Regions from separate parts of the Homo sapiens genome. Here region 2 is linked to region 1. A link is a loop called in an ENCODE intact Hi-C map of the cell type or tissue named here. Cell type or tissue: B cell. All regions are shown on one strand. Links, peaks and the distances in the headings refer to the core of each region. The heading gives the core; the rest is flanking DNA.

Region 1 (9,381 bases), core at 634-8,633:
AATTAAAAAATATATATGTATATATTTTAGAGACAGGGTCTCACTCTGTTGCCCAGGCTGGAGGGCAGTGATGCAATTATAGTTCACTGCAGCCTTGACCTCCTGGGCTCAAGCTATCCTCCCACCTCGGCCATCTGAATAGCTGGGATTATAGGTACGTGCCACCATGCCCAGCTCTAAGATATTCTTGACACTCTTTGCCAACAGCCTGCTAAAAACATGGTCAGTTTGGCTGGGCAGGACGCACAGCTGTGTGTTCTGTATGACCTGTTTTACACATTAAATATTTGAAAATAAATAAAAACACAACCCACAATGTTAACAGTGCTTACCTCCGGGTGTTGAGGTTTAGGGGTGATTTAATGGACTTCTTTTTACCTTTCTATATTGTATACATTTCCAAAATAATTTTATCAAATTACTTTTTTAAGTAGGAAAATCCTATGATAGAACACTGTGCTCAAGGCATGAATCCTGTGTTGTTGCTCCAGCTCTCCAGCCGACAATGTGAACTTGGACAAGCCACTGGATCTCGGCTGAGCTAGAGCATCTGAGACAGCCACTAGGTGCTCTCAGCCCAGGACCTGGGGCACTTAAAAAACTCCTTGCTCTGAGTCCCTGCCCAGAGTAACTGCATCTGTATTTGCAGGGTCGGGTGAGGCCTGGTTATGGGAATTTTTCAAAGGTGAGTCATGGACACTAATGTGCAGTTTAGGGCAGGCTTCCCTGATCCAAAGGCTCTAAGGAAGGCCTTGAAAGCCACGATGAAGACCTCATCCCATGGGAGCTGTGGGCTCCTTCAGAGCTGGGAGAGAGGAGGCGGGTGGTGGCTGCGGCACACCTTTCTGTGTCTGTTGGCAGCATCTCAGCCGCAGGTAGCAGGTGGGGTCTGATTCATCTCCAGCAACATTTACAGACAATGAGTCACAACCAAAGAAAATCACGTATCCCGAGAGGGAAGCCAGGTCCTCTTTGATTCCAAGCACCGGGTGAGATCAGAACAGGAGGACCAGGCAGGCAGTGTCTGGCGGTGGCTCTCCCTTCCTGCAGCAGGGGAGCAAAGCCGGGGGTCTCTATTTTGGCGGGGCTTGTGGTTGAGGAGAGGGGAGTGAAGATGGGCCGGAGGGAGAAGTGGGATCAGGCTGGTGGCCTTGCTTCCTCTGGGCCAGTGAGCAGTGGCCACTCTGCTGGCCAGGCACCTACCCTCCTCCAAAGCCTGGAGATGAGGGCAAGTGAATCCTTCACTCCTCTCTTGGGGTTATTTCTATGGGGAGGGGGCTGGGCCCTCTGCTGGTTCCCTTAGCAACAGGGCCTGGCCCAGCTGCATTGTGCAGAGGCCCCAGCTAGGAAAGGCAGAGGGGGAAGGAAGGGAGGAGATGGTTTTCCACGGCCTGCCCTTCTCAGAGGTGGCGGGGGCTGTCAACATCCCAGAGCCCTTGGTTCCGGAGGGGGAGGGGATGCCCGTCGAGAACTCAGTCTTTTCCCAGGGGGAGAAGGCCAGAGAGGGGCCCCGTGGGCATCACTGAGGTCATTGTTTACATGTAGAAAATTAGGCTGCAGCCACTCTTGGCTGCATCCCGGGTGGGAGGTGTTAGAAAGAGGACCAGACCAATCTTGCCCTTTGACGCTGCCCAGAGGAGGCGACCAGTCCCCGACAGCCCTGCTTGGCGGCGGGTCCTGGCCTTCCATCCTCTGTGCGCACGCGTGGCATTTTCTGACCTGCCCTTGTCAAAATGACTGCATGTTCTTCTTAGCATTTGGATTTGCAGAGCTTCTGAAGGGCTTCTGCCTCTGAAGTCCCCTGCCCTGCCTCGGTTCTCACGCCTTCACGCTCTCCCTGCTCTTCTTGCTCTTCCATTCTGCGTGGCTGTGGTCCCCTCTCCCTCGCCCCATCTCTCCTGCTTAGCGTCCATCTCTCCCCACGTTCCTTCTTCCCATTTATTCCTCCCCCACCACTATTCCAAAGCCAAACAAATTTCCCGTCCTCTTTCCAGTCTGTTTTCCCTCAGGATAATAAAAGTTCTCTCGGGGATCAATAAAACCATCCAGGCTACAAGACATTAGCAAACTGTGACCTAGATAGGCAATGCATGTTAGAAAGCTTTTGCCAATAGTGATATTTATTTTTATTTATTTAATTTATTTATTCATTTATTTTGAGACAGAGTTTCGCTCTGTTGCCCAGGCTGAAATGTAGTGGCGCAATCTTTGCTCACTGCAACCTCCGCCTCCTGGGTTCAAGCAATTCTCCTGCCTCAGCCCCCTGAGTAGCTGGGATTACAGGCATGTGCCACCATGCCTGGCTAATTTTGTATTTTTAGTAGAGATGGGGTTTCTCCATGTTGGTCAGGCTGGTCTCGAACTCCTGACCTCAGGCGATCCGTCTGTCTCAGCTTCCCAAAGTGCTGGGATTACAGGCGTGAGCCTCCGCGCCTGGCATATATTTATTTATTTATTTATTTATTTATTTATTTATTTATTTAGAGATGGAGTTTCGCTCTGTTGCCCAGGCTGGAGTGCAGTGGGGTGACCTCAGCTCACTGCAACCTCTGCCTCCTGGGTTCAAGCGATTCTCAGCGATTCATTCCTTAGCCTCCTGAGTAGCTGGGACTACAGGTGTGTGCCACCACACCTGGCTAATTTTTGTATTTCTTTTTTTAATAGTAGAGACAGGGTTTCACCATGTTGGCTAGGCTGGTCTTGAATGTCTGACCTCAAGTGATCATCCTGCCTCAGCTTCCCAAAGTGCTGGGATTACAGGTGTGAGCCACTGCATCTGGCCCCAGTAGTGATATTTAAATGCCTTGATATGTAAAGGTTTGAGCTTCCAAATGGAGATCACGATTATTGTAAAAGTGACCACTTTTCTGACCATGCCCGATGAAAAAGATGTTAGCATATATTCTAAACGCCATTAAGTGTCTTAAAAAGAACATAAATGTCTTCTGGAGGGATATATTGATGTTTTTAGTAATTCTCATATTGCCACTTTCTTAGAGATCATTATTTCGACCTAGAAAATATCTTTTTTTTTTTTTTTTTTTTTTTTGAGATAGGGTCTGGCTCTGTTGTCTAGGCTGGAGTGCAGTGGCACAATCTCAGCTCACTGCAGCCTCCACCTCCTGGGATCAGTTGATCCGCCAGCCTTAGCCTCCTGAGTAGCTAGGACTACAGGTATGCACCACCGTGCCTGGCTAATTTTTGCATTTTTCGTAGAGACAGGATTTTGCCATGTTGCCCAGGCTGGTCTCGAACTCCTGGGCTCAAGCCATCCACCCAGCCTCGGCCTCTGTGGTGAGCTGCGTGCCCGGCCTGCAATGCTCTTAAATACACACTGGGGAGACTCAGTCACCCATTTCATGATGGCCCTTTTCATTATTGAATGCATCACCCACATAGAGGAACAATACCCAGGACCCAGCTTTCCACAAACACAGAGGAGGTGGGCTTTCCTGCACTGCTGTGATCTCAGGGCAATGGGAAGCTTCCCCATGAAGTGTCCTCTAGATCCAGGTAGTCTAACATGAACTGGGCCTGAAGTGCCAGTGTCGGAGGATGCTTCTTCTGAGGTCTTTGCTCTGTCTAGGGTCCTCTTTCCAAACGCACATGCCAATGAAGGAAATTTGGGGACCTCTTTCTGGAAAGCATTAACCGCTGCCTAGCTGGGCTTGGGGAGTCAGAGGGAGTGGGCTCCTAGGAAGAGCAACTCGGGTGTCGGGGCGAGAACAAGTGGGAGAGAGAATGGGGCAACAAGGAGAGGATAACTGAGGTCCCATTGTCCTTCCCAAGGTGTGTTTCTTTTTTTTTTTTTTAAGGCAAGGTCTCACTCTGTTGCCCAGGCTGGAGTACAGTGGTGTGACCTTGGCTCACTGCAGCCTTGACCTCCTGGGCTCAAGTGATTTTTCCACCTCAGCCTCCCATATAGCTGGGACCACAGGTGCATGCCACCATACCTGGCTAATTTTTTAAATATTTTTTTTGTAGAGATGAGGTTTTGCCATGTTGCCCAGGCTGGTCTCGAACTCCTGGACTCAAGTGATCCACCGGCCTCGGCCTCCCAAAGTGCTGGGATTACAGGAGGGAGCCACTGTGCCCAGCCAGTAAAATACTTTTAATTTGATATTTGTTTCACGGTCTCTGTTGGGCTTTCTGGCTCCTCCCTGCTAATTTTTGGCTAGAAATGGAGAAGAGGGATGGTGGCAAGAGGAGGGTGTGTGCGTGAGTGGCAGAGGGTGAAGGAGAGTGAGCTGGTTGTTGGGCTGAGTGGTAGTGGGTGGATGAGAAGGAAGCTGTCTCCCAGCTTCGACACAGGGTTGTGCACACAAGAGGCCACATGCCACACCATATACCATGCACACCACCTCACACACGCACACTGAATCACACACACCATATACACACCCCTTACCCCATGCCACACACATACAACATCACACGCACACATCATGCACATAATCACACACCACGCACATACACACCACACACACTACACTGCACATTATACACACACCACCACCAAGGCATACACACACACAGGCACATGCCACACACAGCCTTTAGCCTTTCGAGAGAATAACACTGCCACCTGGTGGCTATTCACGTGCAAAGGCCCCGCTGAGTCTCGAGCATCAGTAACACAAGTTGTGTTACTCTGTACTTAGTGACTCTGGTTCCCACAGTCGAAAGTCTGCTCTTTTGACTCTTTGACTCTGCTCCCTCATGTCCTTTTCTCTGAAAATGAGCCAAACCATAAATGTACTTCTGAGGAGTGTTCGACAGTGTTCCCGGGAAACTCTGGGTGAGACAGAGAGCACTCCGATAACATCTCCCAAACGCGCTCCTGGTGCTCAGGGCCTTCAAACCCAGACAACTGGGCTTCTTTCGGAAAGAAGCTGTGGACTTGAGGAGGCAGAGAATAGCCAAAGAAAGGGCTTGATTTCAGGAGCTGATTCCAGCCTCTGTCAATACTGTGCATGTTTTAGCTACAACGACGGAAGAGCAGAGAACCCTGCATTATCAATATCAATTTCTGCTTCCCTGACCCATGCTTGGTATCTCCAGTAACGGCTCATTTCACTTTGCGATAATTAAAAGAAATGCCATCCATTTGCATTTTGAGTTCCTGCCCTGGGCCAGGCACAGTGCCTGGGAGTTCTGTCCGCTCCATCCACTGCTGGTGGCCTCAGTCCTCCCAGAAGGTGCAAAAACAAGTGTGCTCCTTGCTTTTTCTTTTTTTGAGACAGGCTCTCTCTCTGTCACCCAGGCTGGAGTGCAGTGGCACAATCATGGCTCACTGCAGCCTTGACCTTTTGTGCCCAAGTGATCCTGTTGCCTCAGAGCTAGGACTACAGGTGTGAGCCACCACATCTGGCTAATTTTTAAATGTTTTGTAGAGGCCGGGCGCGGTGGCTCACACCTGTAATCCCAGCACTTTGGGAGGCTGAGGCAGTTGGATTGCCTGAGGTCAGGAGTTCGAGACTAGGCTGGCCAACATGGTGAAACCCCTTCTCTACTAAAAATACAAAAAATTAGCCGGGCATGGTGGCACATATCTGTAATCCCAGCTACTTAGGAGGCTGAGGGAGGATAATTGCTTGAACCTGGGAGGTGGAGGTTGCAGTGAGCCAAGATCGTGCCACTGCACCCCAGCCTGGGCAACAGAGCAAGACTCTGTCTCAAAAAAAACAAAAAAAGTTTTGTAGAGACTGGGGTTGGAGGGAGGTCTCCTTATACTGCCCAGGCTGGTCTCGAACTTCTGGGTTCAAGCAATCCTCCTGCCTTGGCCTCCCAAAGTGCTGGGATTATGGGTGTGGGCCACTGTGCCTCGCCTGCTTTCTTTTTCAACCAGTGACTCAGGAAGTCCAGGGCACAGGTGATCTTTATCTCCCTACATCGATGCAGCAACAGGGTTCAGCTGAATGAGATCCTATGCATAAGGATATGGTTTAGATTTGTGTCTCCACCCAAATCTCATGTTGAGTTGGAGGAGGGGCCTGGTGGGAGGCGATTGGATCATGAGAACGGATTTCCCCCTTGCTGTTCTCGTGATAGTGAGTGAATTCTCACGAGATCTGACGGTTTAAAAGGGTGTGGCACCTCTCCCTTTCTTCTTTCTACTGCTCCGCCATTGTGAGGGCGTGCTTGCGTCTCCTTCGCCTTCTGCCATAATTGTAAGTTTCCTGAGGCCTCTCAGCCATGCTTCCTGTACAGCCTGTGGAACTGTAAGTCTATTAAACCTCTTTTGTTCATAAATTACCCAGTGTCAGGTAGTTCTTCATAGCAGTGTGAGAACGGACTAACGCACATACTGAGCATAACTCACTGCCTATCACATCATATGTGTTCCTAATGGTAGCTGCTTATGCATATAAGTAATAACGATGCTTGGGAGCAATGTACATTTTCAAGTGCCTTGGAATTTTATAAGGACTCATTATAAGGCATCAGAATTTTCAGCTATAAGAATTTTTATTTATGAGGAAGTTTAAGTTCTTTCCAAATACTAACCCATGAGTCTTTGCAAAATCCCCTGGAAGTGACTGACCAGAAAGGGAACGCTGGCCGACCATTAATCTGAGTAATAGAGTTAGGACAAGGTACAGGCAGTTCTTCAAAGCCTCCCTCAAAGTCTGGAGCAATAAAACTGTTGTAAACAATTTGGTATTGAACTGTATGTTCTAGGTAAAGGCGGACTTATTTGCCTCAACACCGGCAAGGAATACAGTTGTGAAAAATGACTCAGGATTAGTCCACGAGCAGGGTGACAGGGAGGACTGGAGGGCTCACATCGTCCCTTCTTTTCCTCCCCAGTATTTGAATATAGGTGAAATCAAGTCAATGTGAGGATTAGAGGAGGATGTAGGATAGGAGTGTGGAAAGCGACATCGGGTGGGCTTTCAGGGCCTTGGAGAGGCAGGTGGGTTCTTGTGCCTGTGTCAGTCGTGGTGGTGAAGAGTTAAGTGCAGCTCTCTGAAGCTGAGTTGCTTCCCCCTAAGCTGCCTGTGAAGCTGGAAACTAGGCTGTTTACCTCTTATTTCTCCTGGGTCAGAACTCTAAGCACTTTCTGTTGGAGACATTTCTTTTTTTTTTTTTTTTTTTTTTTTTTTGAGATGGAGTCTCACTCTGTTGCCCAGGCTGGAGTGCAGTGGCGCAATCTCGGCTTACTGCAAGCTCAGCCTCCCGGGTTCACACCATTCTTCTGCCTCAGCCTCCCTAGTAGCTGGGACTACAGGCACCCGCTACCATGCCTGGCTAATTTTTTGTATTTTTAGTAGAGACAGGGTTTCACCTTGTTGGCCAGGATGGTCTCGATCTCTTGACCTCGTGATCCATCCGCCTCGGCCTCCCAAAGTGCTGGGATTACAGGTGTGAGCCACTGTGCCTGGCCTGTTGGAGACATTTCTAAGTGTCCAGAAGAAAGGCAAAAAAAGAAGAGTGAAAAAGTTTAGAGTAAGTCTATCATCTATGCATGTGACTGTTAGGAGTAGAGCTTAAGGCCACATTCCTTGCCACAGAGTCTAATTCCAGCTTGTTCTTTGTCTCCTTTTACCTGTCTTTAAGCTTTTTTTTTCCTTTGGAGGCAGGGTCTCCCTCAGTTGCCACTGCTGGAGTGTAGTGGCGTGATCATGGCTTACTGCAGCCTTGAACTCATGGGCTCAAGCGATCTTCCTGCCTTAGCCTCTGGAGTAGCTGGGACCAGAGGTGCGTGTCACCACGTCCAGCTAATTAATTATTATTTTTTTTAAATTTAGAAACAGGGTCTCACTATGTTGCCCAGGTTGGTCTCAAACTCCTGGGCTCAAGTGATCCTCCCACCTCAGCCTCCCAGAGTGTTGGGATTACAGGCATGAGCCACTGTGCCCAGCTGAAGCTTTTTTTTTTCCTTTTATTTTTTTCTTTTTTTTGAGATAGAGTTTCACTCTTGTTGCCCACGCTGGAGCGTGATGGCTTGATCTTGGCTCACTGCAACCTCCACCTCCTGGGTTCAAGCAATTCTCCTGCCCTCAGCCTCCTGAGTAGCTGGGATTACAGGCATGTGCCACCATGCCTGGCTAATTTTGTACTTTTAGTAGGGATGGGGTTTCACTAAGTTGGTCAGGCTGGTCTCGAACTCCTGACCTCAGGTGATCCATCTGCCTCAGCTTCCCAAAGTGCTGGGATTACAGGCACGAGCCACCATGCCCGGACCCCAGCTGAAGCTTTTTTTAAAAAGCCTTTTTATCTTAAGATGATTTAAAGCTTACAAAAGAGTTCCCATCTACCCTCCACCTAAATTCCCCTAAAGTTAGCATCTTAACATCAGGACAGCCCTCTTTACTAAACTGCAGACTTTATTCGGGTTTTACCAGTCTTTCCATGAATGTCCCTTTTGTGTTCCCAGATCTCAACTACACATGGCGCGTGTAGTCGCTTGTCTTGTCTGCTTAGCCTCCTCCTACCTGTGACAGTTCCTCTCTTTCCTGACCTTGACCCCTGACACTTATTCTGCAGACCGTCTTTCAGTTTGAGTTTGATGTTTTCACATGATTAGATGGAGGTTATGCCTTTTTGCAAGAATATCTCAGAAGTGAGGTTGTGCTCTCTTTAGCAGGCCACATCAGGGGCATGTGATGTTGACATGTCTCATTACTGGTGATGTTACTTTAGCCATATGACTAAGGTGATGTCTGCTGGTCTCTCCTCCAGCCTGTCTTTGAAGACAGCATGGCCCCTCACAGCTCCAGGACAGCCCCAACCCCAGCCAGAAGGACGCTTCTGGGAAGTTCATCTTCACCTGCAGCTCTTAGAGTCGAAAATAGGCTGCTCAGAGCTGAGCTAGGGCCCAAGTGGGTGCTCTGTAAACCTGCACGTTTCTAATTTGATAGAATTGATTATTTCAATTGAGGTTCAAGCTGATGATTACATGAAAATAAGCCAGGTGAGGTGGTTCACACTTGTAATCCCAGCACTTTAGAAGGCTGAGGTGAGAGGATCACCTGAGGCCAGGAATTTGAGACCACCTGGGCAACATAGTGAGCTCCGTCTCTACAAAAAATTAAAAATTAGCCAGGTGAGGTGGCACACCTGTAGTTTCAGCTACTCGGGAGGCTGAGGCAAGAAAATTGCTTGAGCACAGGAGGTTGAGGCTGCAGTGAACCGTGATTGCACCACTGCGCTCTGGACTGGGGGACAGAGGGAGACCCTGTATCAAAAACAGTGATCCCACCTAAGAGATGAAGGAGCTGATGGATTTATGCTCTAACTCATATCAGTCACTGGTTGAAGAGGCGGGAGTTGGTGTGAATCCCTGGGTACCTCCAGGCTGCTGGGTACATAGGCAGAACCACCTCTGGAGAAAACCCTTAGGAAACAGATGCAGATATTGGCATTTGGAAGAGCACA
Region 2 (9,381 bases), core at 427-8,426, 180 kb before region 1:
ACCATGCCCGGGAATGGCCTCTTATTTTCTTTGATGTCCCCACCTGTGGCTAAGTTATTTTCTAGTTGTTTTAGGTTTCAAGGTAATGTCAATTTACAGACGGAATCATGTCCTAAATTCTTAAAATCTGAAAATCTGGTCTGCCAATTGGATTGAGGAACACATTTTCCTAAAGAAATTACAAATGACAGTTATATTCTAGGCCAAGTCCATAACAGCCTCACCAGGCACTGCAGTAGAATCACAACACTGAACCAATGCAACAGAGACAAATCACCCTTTTCAGCACTGATTCAATGAAGAAACCTAATCCCAGCGCAAATCTGGGCTCTTCAAGGCATGAGAGATACGACACTCCTCCCACTCCCACCACCCCAAGGGATCTATGTCTACGCTCTACCTGCCATGGATTCCAGGGACAGGGAGGGAACCGTGGGTCACAAGAAGGGACTTGAGATTGAGAGAGGACAAGGGAGAAGGTTCAGGGAGGCACTGGCCTGGGTCTGCCAGAAGCCAAGGCTTTGCCATCTGTAAGCTTCCAGGTATGGGAGCACCATGATGAGACAGCAGAACCCAATCTCCAAGCCAAAAGGAAGAGAGGGGTAAGGAGCTAGACTCGCTGCAGCCATGGGCACTGGAAGCCGAGCTGGAAGGAAAAGTGCTTGTTTGTGACAGTGAGGGAGCTTAGTCTCTGGCTATGGGAATGTTTTTAATCTGAAATATTTTTGGCCAGGAAGTCCTGGTATATTCTCCCAAAGCAGACAAAGACAGGCACCAAGTCTCCTATTTTTCCTGTCTCAGCAACAGCACCAGCCCAGTGTCAAGGGAGCCTCTACCTTCTGGGCCCCTTAGAGATAAACAGGAAAAGCCAGGGGAGGAAATATCTTCCTTGGTCTCCAAAATAACAGCAGCCCTGGTAGGCAATGAACTACAAATGTCTTAAGTGTCTGTAAACATCTTAGTCACTGTGGTGTTCTTAAGCACCATGTTCTAACCCATTATTGCCTGCATGCCTTGTAGGGTACTGACTTTTCAGAGACGAGTACCATATGTGCTGTACTTCATGTGCAAAGATACAGCTTGGTATCCACAGCTCAAGTGCTGTAAATGATTTTTTCTAACACATGTTTAATGAGCCTGCACTGAACCACTCCCTTTCGGCCGGCAATTCTGGCCAAAGGCTTGCAACTGCCATGCGGCAAGGTAGAAGGTGCAAATCTATAGTAATAAAACGTGGTGAGAGTTAAGTAGCCACAGCCAGTCCTCAGCCAAACTGAGGTCTGAAGCAGCCTCAGCAACCCAGCAGGCCGTGGGAGACCGAATGCCGTGCGTTTCGATTAATTCCTTCCACGGTATTTACCGAGCTCCGACTCTAACTTGCCAGGCTCTCCATGCCCTTGAGGAGATTATAATCTGTTGAACAACAGCAGAAAAAAAAAGTATGGTGGAGGCGGCCACAGGTGCACGGAAGGGTGCACGGGGGGGCAGGGTGGGGATGAAGAGACCTACTGGTGATAACTAGCTCACAGGCAGGCAATGCAGCAAGGAAAGGTATGTCCAGGCAAAAGGAACAGAAAGCAACAAAGACAAGGAAGAATGTGGCACATGTCAGGAAACTGCGAGCAGCTCTGTATTGCTGGAACAAGAATAGGCAAGGGTCCAGGGGGAGGAGAGGTGGAAAAGGAGGCAGGGTAAGATCATGGAGGGCTCCAGGGCCACCTATGACAGTCACACTTCCAAGAGATGCTCTGGCAGCTGTGTAGGGTCTATCGGGGAAAGCTTTGTTATCTGGCAATGGGTTCTAATGATAGGGGGATTGGTTCTGTTGGGGACCCTCCACTGGGACCACCAGCTATTCTACCTCTAGGCCTACCAGCCCCTAAATCCTAGCAGACTTTCAGAAAGAAGCCCACTGACCTGGTTACCAGATTCAACACCTTTGTCTTGCTATTACTTTAATAATTTCATTGCACATCCTTCGATGTGGGGTTTTTATACTTAATATCCAGTGGGATGTACATTAATATACTCTCATGCAGTGTCATGAGAAAACGTGCACACCATAACAATAACAAGAGTTAATAAAGCCACAGCTTTTCCCTTAGACCACATAACAGGACATACATAAATACACATTTATAGCCCTTCAACCTTGTTTATAGCAACCTCGGGTGAGTTTACAGAAAAATGCCTCCAACAGACAGACATCTGACCAAGCAGCAACATGTCACAGTAAAGAGCATATCTTCCTAAGAACCTGAAAGAAAAAAAAAAAAAAAAAAAAAACACAAAAAAATGCCTTTTCTGGCTATACACAAGATGTGGACTAATATTTTACAGTCTTATTTGTGTCACATTTTCAAAATAACGTGTTAGTCTTTCTTGAAAGGATTTATTTTTCTGTCCCTAATGGAAAAATAATCAGTAAATTTTAGAAATGGAATCTGGTCGTTTGTCATTTCATTTTCTTTCAATTTAGAGGGCAAACCTTATGGTTCCTTCTTTGTATCTTTCACTTTGTTTCAGTTCAGTGAAATTGCCTGGTACTGGGGCAAGCTTGGGGCTTTCCAGATTCTTGTTCATGATCCAAAAATAAACAGGTTTGCTAAAACACATAATAGTTATAAAATATAATTTAGAAACAAATTATAAACACCAAGGCAAGTAATTTTAGATAAACATTTTAAATGAAAGATAATTCCCAAAGTAAAAACTCATGGTTTTTCTAGCTATTCTTAAAAATATATAACTCCTAAACTGAAATTATTCTCCAATCTCATCTTCCTGTTAGGCAGCTTTTATAAACTCTCCAGCATTAAGAGCAAAATCCTCTAAATAGCTTATCTCTCAGCTTAATCCCTTTACAGCAGAACTACTCAAGGAGAAGAGAGAGGGTAGGAGAGTAGGAGGGAACGTATGTAAGTGTGAAGGTAACACAATTATCTAGAGAAATTTAAAAATAGACTTCACTCCTACCCAGGTCCTACCCACTTCTCCACATCCCAAACCCCCATAACCAGACTCAAAAAAACCCTGATTCTAACTGTGCTCTCTGCCTCGAGAGCCTCTGCTTTAAGATAACTCCTGGAGTCAAGAAAGGGCCTCTCTCTTGTGCATTTCTCCAGATTTCCGAGACACTGCAGGAAGAGGCTCTGTCCCTCATAAGGCTCAGGCCCTGCTACAATCCATGCAGCCCCCAGATACATCCCAGGCAACTGCTAAATTCAAGCCACTCTAAAACATTTCATAATTCTGCAGGAAGATTTGCCCAATTAATTAACGACACCATGATGCTGTTAACAGCAACTGCAAGTAATTCCAGAAAGCATCAGACCCCAGCTAAGGAATATAAAACCAGGACATTCACAGTCTTCCAAAACTACACACACGTCCAGTTAATGATGGCATAACCAACTTTAACCAAGATTGAACACCTAAATGAAATGAAAATGACTACATCAAAAGCAGAAGTAAAAACTGGATGGAAAGACATATCTGCTAACTGTCCCACATCTATATTGAAAGATTCAAGGAGACTAAAATTAAGCAGCTTTTGAAATGTCAGCTTTCATTCTGTGCAAACTGCAGAGTCTGGGCTAGAAACCTGCCTCTGGCAGGCTGCAAAACCCTGGGGTAAGTTATTGAACCTTTCTCAGGCTTCATTTCCTCACCTAAAAGTGGGATTCGTAACTGTCTCCCCTCAGGAGCCTGCTGCAATGAGATAGTAAGTAGGGTAAGCCCTCAGACAGTGTTAGCCCCAGTATCCTTAACACCCCGCCTTCCAATTTAGCCACAAGCTACCAAAATCACCAATAGTTCAATATGTACTTTAATATGCTCTGAACCAAAAATTTTCAACATCCTTTTTACAACACATTTATAGCCTTACATTAAAAAAAGTTCTTATTAAATCAAGTGGAGGACTTCAGAAAACTACATATAGTAAACCATACTAATAAAATATCAAATAAACTAATAAAATATAAATTATAATAAAAGTTAGTATTAAAAATTATAGATTTATATAGTATAAGAAATATGTATTATATATGATCTATAGTATATAAATATATAAGAAATATATGAAGTAAAAATATTTAGAATATAATAAAATTATAGGCCAGGTGTGATGGCGCACATCTGTAATCCTGGCACTTTGGGAGGCCAAGGCTGGAGGATCACTTGAGGCCAGGAGTTTGAGACAAGCCTGGGCAACAAAGACAACTCCCTCTACCCCGAACTCCCTACAAAAAAATGAAAATCAATAAAAATTAGCCAGGCATGGTGGTGTTCACCTGTAGTCCCTGCTACTCAGGAGGCTGAGGCTGGCAGATTGCTCGTGACCAAGAGTGTGAGGTAGCACTGAGCTATGATCACGCCACTGCACTCCAGCCTGAGCGACAGAGCGAGACTCTGTCTAAAAAAAAAAAGAAAAACTGTGTATACACACACACACACACACACACACACACACACACACACACACACAAACAAAATATCAATTCCAGTGGCCAAAACTAATGAAAAATAAGTTTCATAAAGCCAGCAGTGATATACATTTCTAGCATGAATATACAAACTCTTAATGTGCCTTTTAATCACATCTGACACAAATGCAGAATCAAGTGAGAAGCCATCACTCTCTAACAGTCAACCAGAGATAGAAGAGAACATGCAACTGATTTAAAGATATTTCTCCTAAAACCTTGAGATCACAAATAAGTTCTAAGCCAAAAAAGATAGGAGAAACTGGTTTTTTAAAAAATTTTTTACCTGTTGCTAGGGTAACAGGATTTTGGCAGGAAGTCAAAGTCGCCATAGCTAAAAGATGAGTTTTAAAAGGATAAAAATCTATTATATCCCTACATTTAGATTAAATAAGAGACTTTGTAGTAAGGCATGCCTAATGACAACAGGATGAACTCTAACAGTAAAAGAATGAAAATGAAACCATCTGGCAATGAACTATGCAAACTAGACAGTATTTCAGTATTTTTATCCCCTTAACTAATGGCCATCACCACAGTACAGCACGAAGACAGAAACAACATGGAGATGTAACGTTTTATTTCACAAAGTTATCTAAACAAGTTTCAGGGAGATTAAGGGGGGCAATTATGCCCTACCACACATTTCATACACATGGCTAGGTTCCAGGTTGTGTGGGTGAGCACCTTTTAAATTTTTTTTTTTTTTTTTTTTTGAGACAGGGTCTCACTCTGTTGCCCACACTGGAGTGCAGTGACACGACTGCGGCTCACTGCAGCCTCAAGCTCTGGGCTCTAGCAATCCTCCTGCCTCAGCCTCTGAAAGTGTTAGGATTACAGGCGTGAGCCACTGCACCCGGCCAAGTGGGCACTTTAAAAATTTATATACATACACACACACACACACACACACACACACACACACACACACACATTTTTTTCTTTTAAATACTGTGCAAGTGAGAGTCTCTGTAAAGCTCCTCAGTCAATCTGATTCTAAGCATGGTGGTCCCAAACTAGGAAATGCAAGCTGATTGCCTTGCCATTCTTTTCAAAAGTAACAACAGCACACCTGCCTCAGTGGCTGTGGTCATCTCTCCACACTCTGATCCTTTCATTCTCCCACTTTCCTTCACTGCCACTGCTGTCTTTCACCTACATCTCTGAGTGAACTGAAAGTGAATTTCAGAATGGGAAAGGCTACAAAATAGCAAGTATTCAAATCACCTATCACCTGCACCCTGTATGGAAAATGCAGATGAAATCTATGGACTTTTCTTAAAGGCTTTAGGAACAGAAACATTAAGACATCCTAAAATCATTTATAATCAGGCTTTAAATTATATTGAACAGACTTACTAATGCTGTAAATCCAACATCCAGAGAGTTGTGTCCCCTGCCTTCACCACCAAGAGTGAACGTTGGGTGGAGTCTTTAAACAAATACACTTGAGATCAACCTTCCCCAAAACATAAACTCAACAAAGGTGTGTTGGTGCTATAGCAGTCACACAGTGAGGGCCACAGCAATGAGCATCAGCAGCAAGGGCAGGTGTGCGGCAGATCCCAGGTGGTATGAGTGTTCCCAGCCCTGCCACAACACTGGAATCACCTGGAAGCTTTAAGAATGCCAGGGCCGGCTGGGTGCGGTGGCTCACGCCTGTAATCCCAGCACTTTGGGAGGCCGAGGCGGGCAGATCACGAGGTCAGAAGATCGAGACCATCCTGGCTAACATGGTGAAACCCCGTCTCTACTAAAAATACAAAAAATTAGCCGGGCGTGGTGGTGGGCGCCTGTAGTCCCAGCTATTCAGGAGGCTGAGGCAGGAGAATCGCTTGAACCCAGGGTGGGAGCTTGCAGTGAGTCGAGATGGCGTCACTGTACTCCAGCCTGGGCGACAGAGAAAGACTCCATCTCAAAAAAAAAAAAAGAATGCCAGGGCCAGGTCCCACCCCTAGTGATGCCAATTAGCTGGTCTGGTGAGCACCAAGTGTGCTGGGCCGTAGGCTCTCCGGGTGATTCTCGTGTGCAGCTACCAAGTCAGACTCACTGCTCCCCCTGTAGCCTTCCTGCTGACAAGGACTTCTTCCTAGAAGTTCTGTTTCGATCCACAAATTAGATTAACTGTGAAACCAAATGCTTTCCACAGAGACTTGGTTAGTCCATGGAATGACTTTTAGACTGTGACTGGTTTAAAATATCCACCTCACACTAGCAATGGCTACTACATAGATTACCACTGGTAGTTTCCTTTCATTCCAGTGTCCGAGGAGAAAGGTCACATTGGCCCTAGAATCCATTTTTTTTTTTTTTAGACAGAGTCTCGCTCTGTCATCCAGGCTGGAGCGCAGTGGCGTAATCTCGGCTCACCGCAACCTTCACCTCCCGGGTTTAAACAATTCTCCTGCCTCAGCCTCCTGAGTAGCTGGGACTACAGATGCCCGCCACCATGCCCAGCTAATTTTTGTATTTTTGGTAGAGGTGGGGTTTCACCATATTGGCCAGGCTGGTCTCAAACTCCTGACCTCAAATGATACATCCACCTCGGACTCCCAAAAGTGCTGGGATTACAGGCATGACCCACCATGCCCAGCCGACCCTAGAATCCCTTCTATTCCATTATTTTACAGATGAGCATCTGGCCACTACCTGAATACTTCCAGCAACAGATAGGCAGACATTTCACTCATGCATGGCCCCAGCTGGTCTGGAATTATCACATGCTGGTCCTCACATGGAGGACATCTATCTGAAGACAGCTATCAAAGCTCCCCTTAACCCCAACTTCTCTCTTCCTCCTGCCACTGTTTCTAGACTCAGCATTCTGCTTACCCTCCTCTGCTAGTTGTCAGCATCCATCTTAAATCGATGCAATGGAACCTTTCCCTGTTTAGATTCACTGTGGCCACCTTACTGCAGGTGACAAATACTACTTGTCATTCCCTCCCCTTTGCGGTACACGCGGGAATATACTTGGGGCTGCTCACATAATTCATTCTGGGCAATGACTCGTGTTGTGCATCATATCCAGAATAACGAGCGTGTAAAGACCAGGCAGGACTCGCCAGTCTTTTTTTCAGTAACACCTACGTTGAGACAATGGGGCTGAAAGAAACAGCCTTGATCACTGAGTTACCAGTGGAAGGGATGACTGCCCCGGAGAAATGCAAACTCTGCATAGCAAACTCTGTATGTGCAAGAAATGAACTTTTATTGGATAAATCAATGGGCTTTGGGGGATTGTACTGCCACTCAGACTAAGCCAGTAGTTCGCAAAGCATGGTCCCAAGATGAGCAGCATCAGCATCAGCATCAGCTAGGGCTTGTGAGAAATGCAAATGATCGGGTTCCATCCCAGACCTGCTGAATCAGAAGCTGTGGGGTAGAGGCCAGCAACTAGCTGAACAAGCCTTCCAGTTAATTCTGACGCACACTCCAATCTTGGGAACCGCCAGCTAGATTATGGTGCCAAGTCAAAGGAAGGGTGTTAGCTTTCCTTGATATGAATGCTACATCAGCAGCCACAAAGAAGGATGGGTTATAGCAAGATAGTCAAATAAAGACAGAATACTTTTTCATAGAACTTAGCTAAGCCATATCTACCTCACATAATATCTGTGTACTTTTATTTTTTTTTTAAGTGAAAAGCTCTGCATTTAAGATCTGCCTTGCAAAATCCCTCCTAGCTTCTCTTCCTATAATTAAGTCATTGATAGAAAGACTGAGGAAAATCTGATCCAAGATGGAAGCTTTCTCTCCAACAAGGCAGTGAGCCATGAGTCAGCTATCCATGCAATATTTCACCCAGGCCCTCCTGCACTACACTGTACAGAACAGTATCAAAACAGACAGAATCTGTCAACAGTTTTGCTGAAACCCAGTTTCTGTCTAGAGGGTTATTCTACCTACCAACTGGTCCCTCTGTAAAGAAAAGGAGATTGATCTGCAATCACATGTTCTTAGTCTTCGCCTAGTTCTTTTGCCCAGTGCTCAGGCAGGAACCAGCTACTTCACCATCTGTTCTCTGAAATGGCTGTGCTCAAGTAAGGTCAGATAGACTTTATCTGAAATCTTCCGAATCTATCCAACCTTCTCCTTTCACACAAGCAGGGTATCTGGCCACAGCTCATTCTCCATGACATGCATATATTTGCAATCTCCTTTCACCCCATGTAAAGATGGAAAATTGGCCCAGTACAATGGCTCACACCTGTAATCCCGACACTTTGGAAGGCCAAGATGAGACGATCACTTGAGCTCAGGAATTCAAGACCAGCCTGGGCATCAGAAGGCATCTCTACCAAAAAATTTTTTTAAATTAGTCAAGCAGGCCAGGCGCAGTGGCTCATGCCTGTAATCCCACTTGAGGTCAGGAGTTCAAGACCAGCCTGGGCAACAGGGTGAAACCCTGTCTCTACTAAAGATACAAAAATTAGCTGGGCGTGGTGGCACGCACCTGTAATCCCAGCTACTTAGGAGGCTGAGGCAGGAGAATCGCTTGAACCTGGGAGGTGGAGGTTGCAGTGAGCCAAGATCGTGCCACTGCACTCCAGTTTGGGTGACAGAGTGAGACCCTATCTCAAAAAAATAAAAAAAGAAGAAAAATCTACTTAGAAGTGGTAAATGTATAACGTCTCTGTATGCAGAACCTTCCATTTTGGTGAGCTGCTTTCTAGCAAAATTTAATTTTAAAAAAATCTATAGTGTTCAGAGAGGAAATACAGTATAGAGAGAAAAACATCTATTATGTATTGTGCTACATGCTTTCATTTTATTTAATTTAAAAAGACTCTTAGGTGGTAAATATTTCCATTTTAGACCTATGCAAACTGAAGCTGACGCTGGAAGATGGTGGTTGTTAATTATTTTTTCACAAAGTCACACTGGTAGTTGT

What was found. A loop is a pair of places that touch in the nucleus more often than their neighbours do. Peaks named below come from ENCODE experiments on the same cell type or tissue, not always from the same donor. Only the 100,000 strongest peaks of a DNase experiment are listed, where the experiment ranks them.
Region 2: a loop joins it to region 1, with 2.4 times the contacts of the local background. A loop is called at or near these places in 9 of 110 quality-filtered maps.

The regions. Positions count from the first base shown.
Region 1 is chr18:58,776,947-58,786,327 of GRCh38, reverse strand. It overlaps LOC105372146 (a long non-coding RNA gene), which reads left to right and starts at 6,110. Exons shown (of 4, transcript XR_935537.3): 1 at 6,110-6,170. RefSeq lists enhancers at 2,754-3,515, 3,516-4,278. In B cell, for the core only: CTCF peaks have their summits at 4,381 and 4,580 (motif pointing left); a DNase peak (open chromatin) is centred at 4,577.
Region 2 is chr18:58,959,644-58,969,024 of GRCh38, reverse strand. The region is part of intron 7 of ZNF532 (zinc finger protein 532); the gene reads right to left. Among named protein-coding and RNA genes, the nearest start is that of ZNF532, 99 kb to the right of the region's middle. RefSeq lists an enhancer at 151-1,064. In B cell, for the core only: no CTCF peak of the experiment used is centred there; DNase peaks (open chromatin) are centred at 2,484, 3,494, 4,484 and 5,064; H3K4me3 peaks cover 4,059 bases; H3K27ac peaks cover 7,236 bases.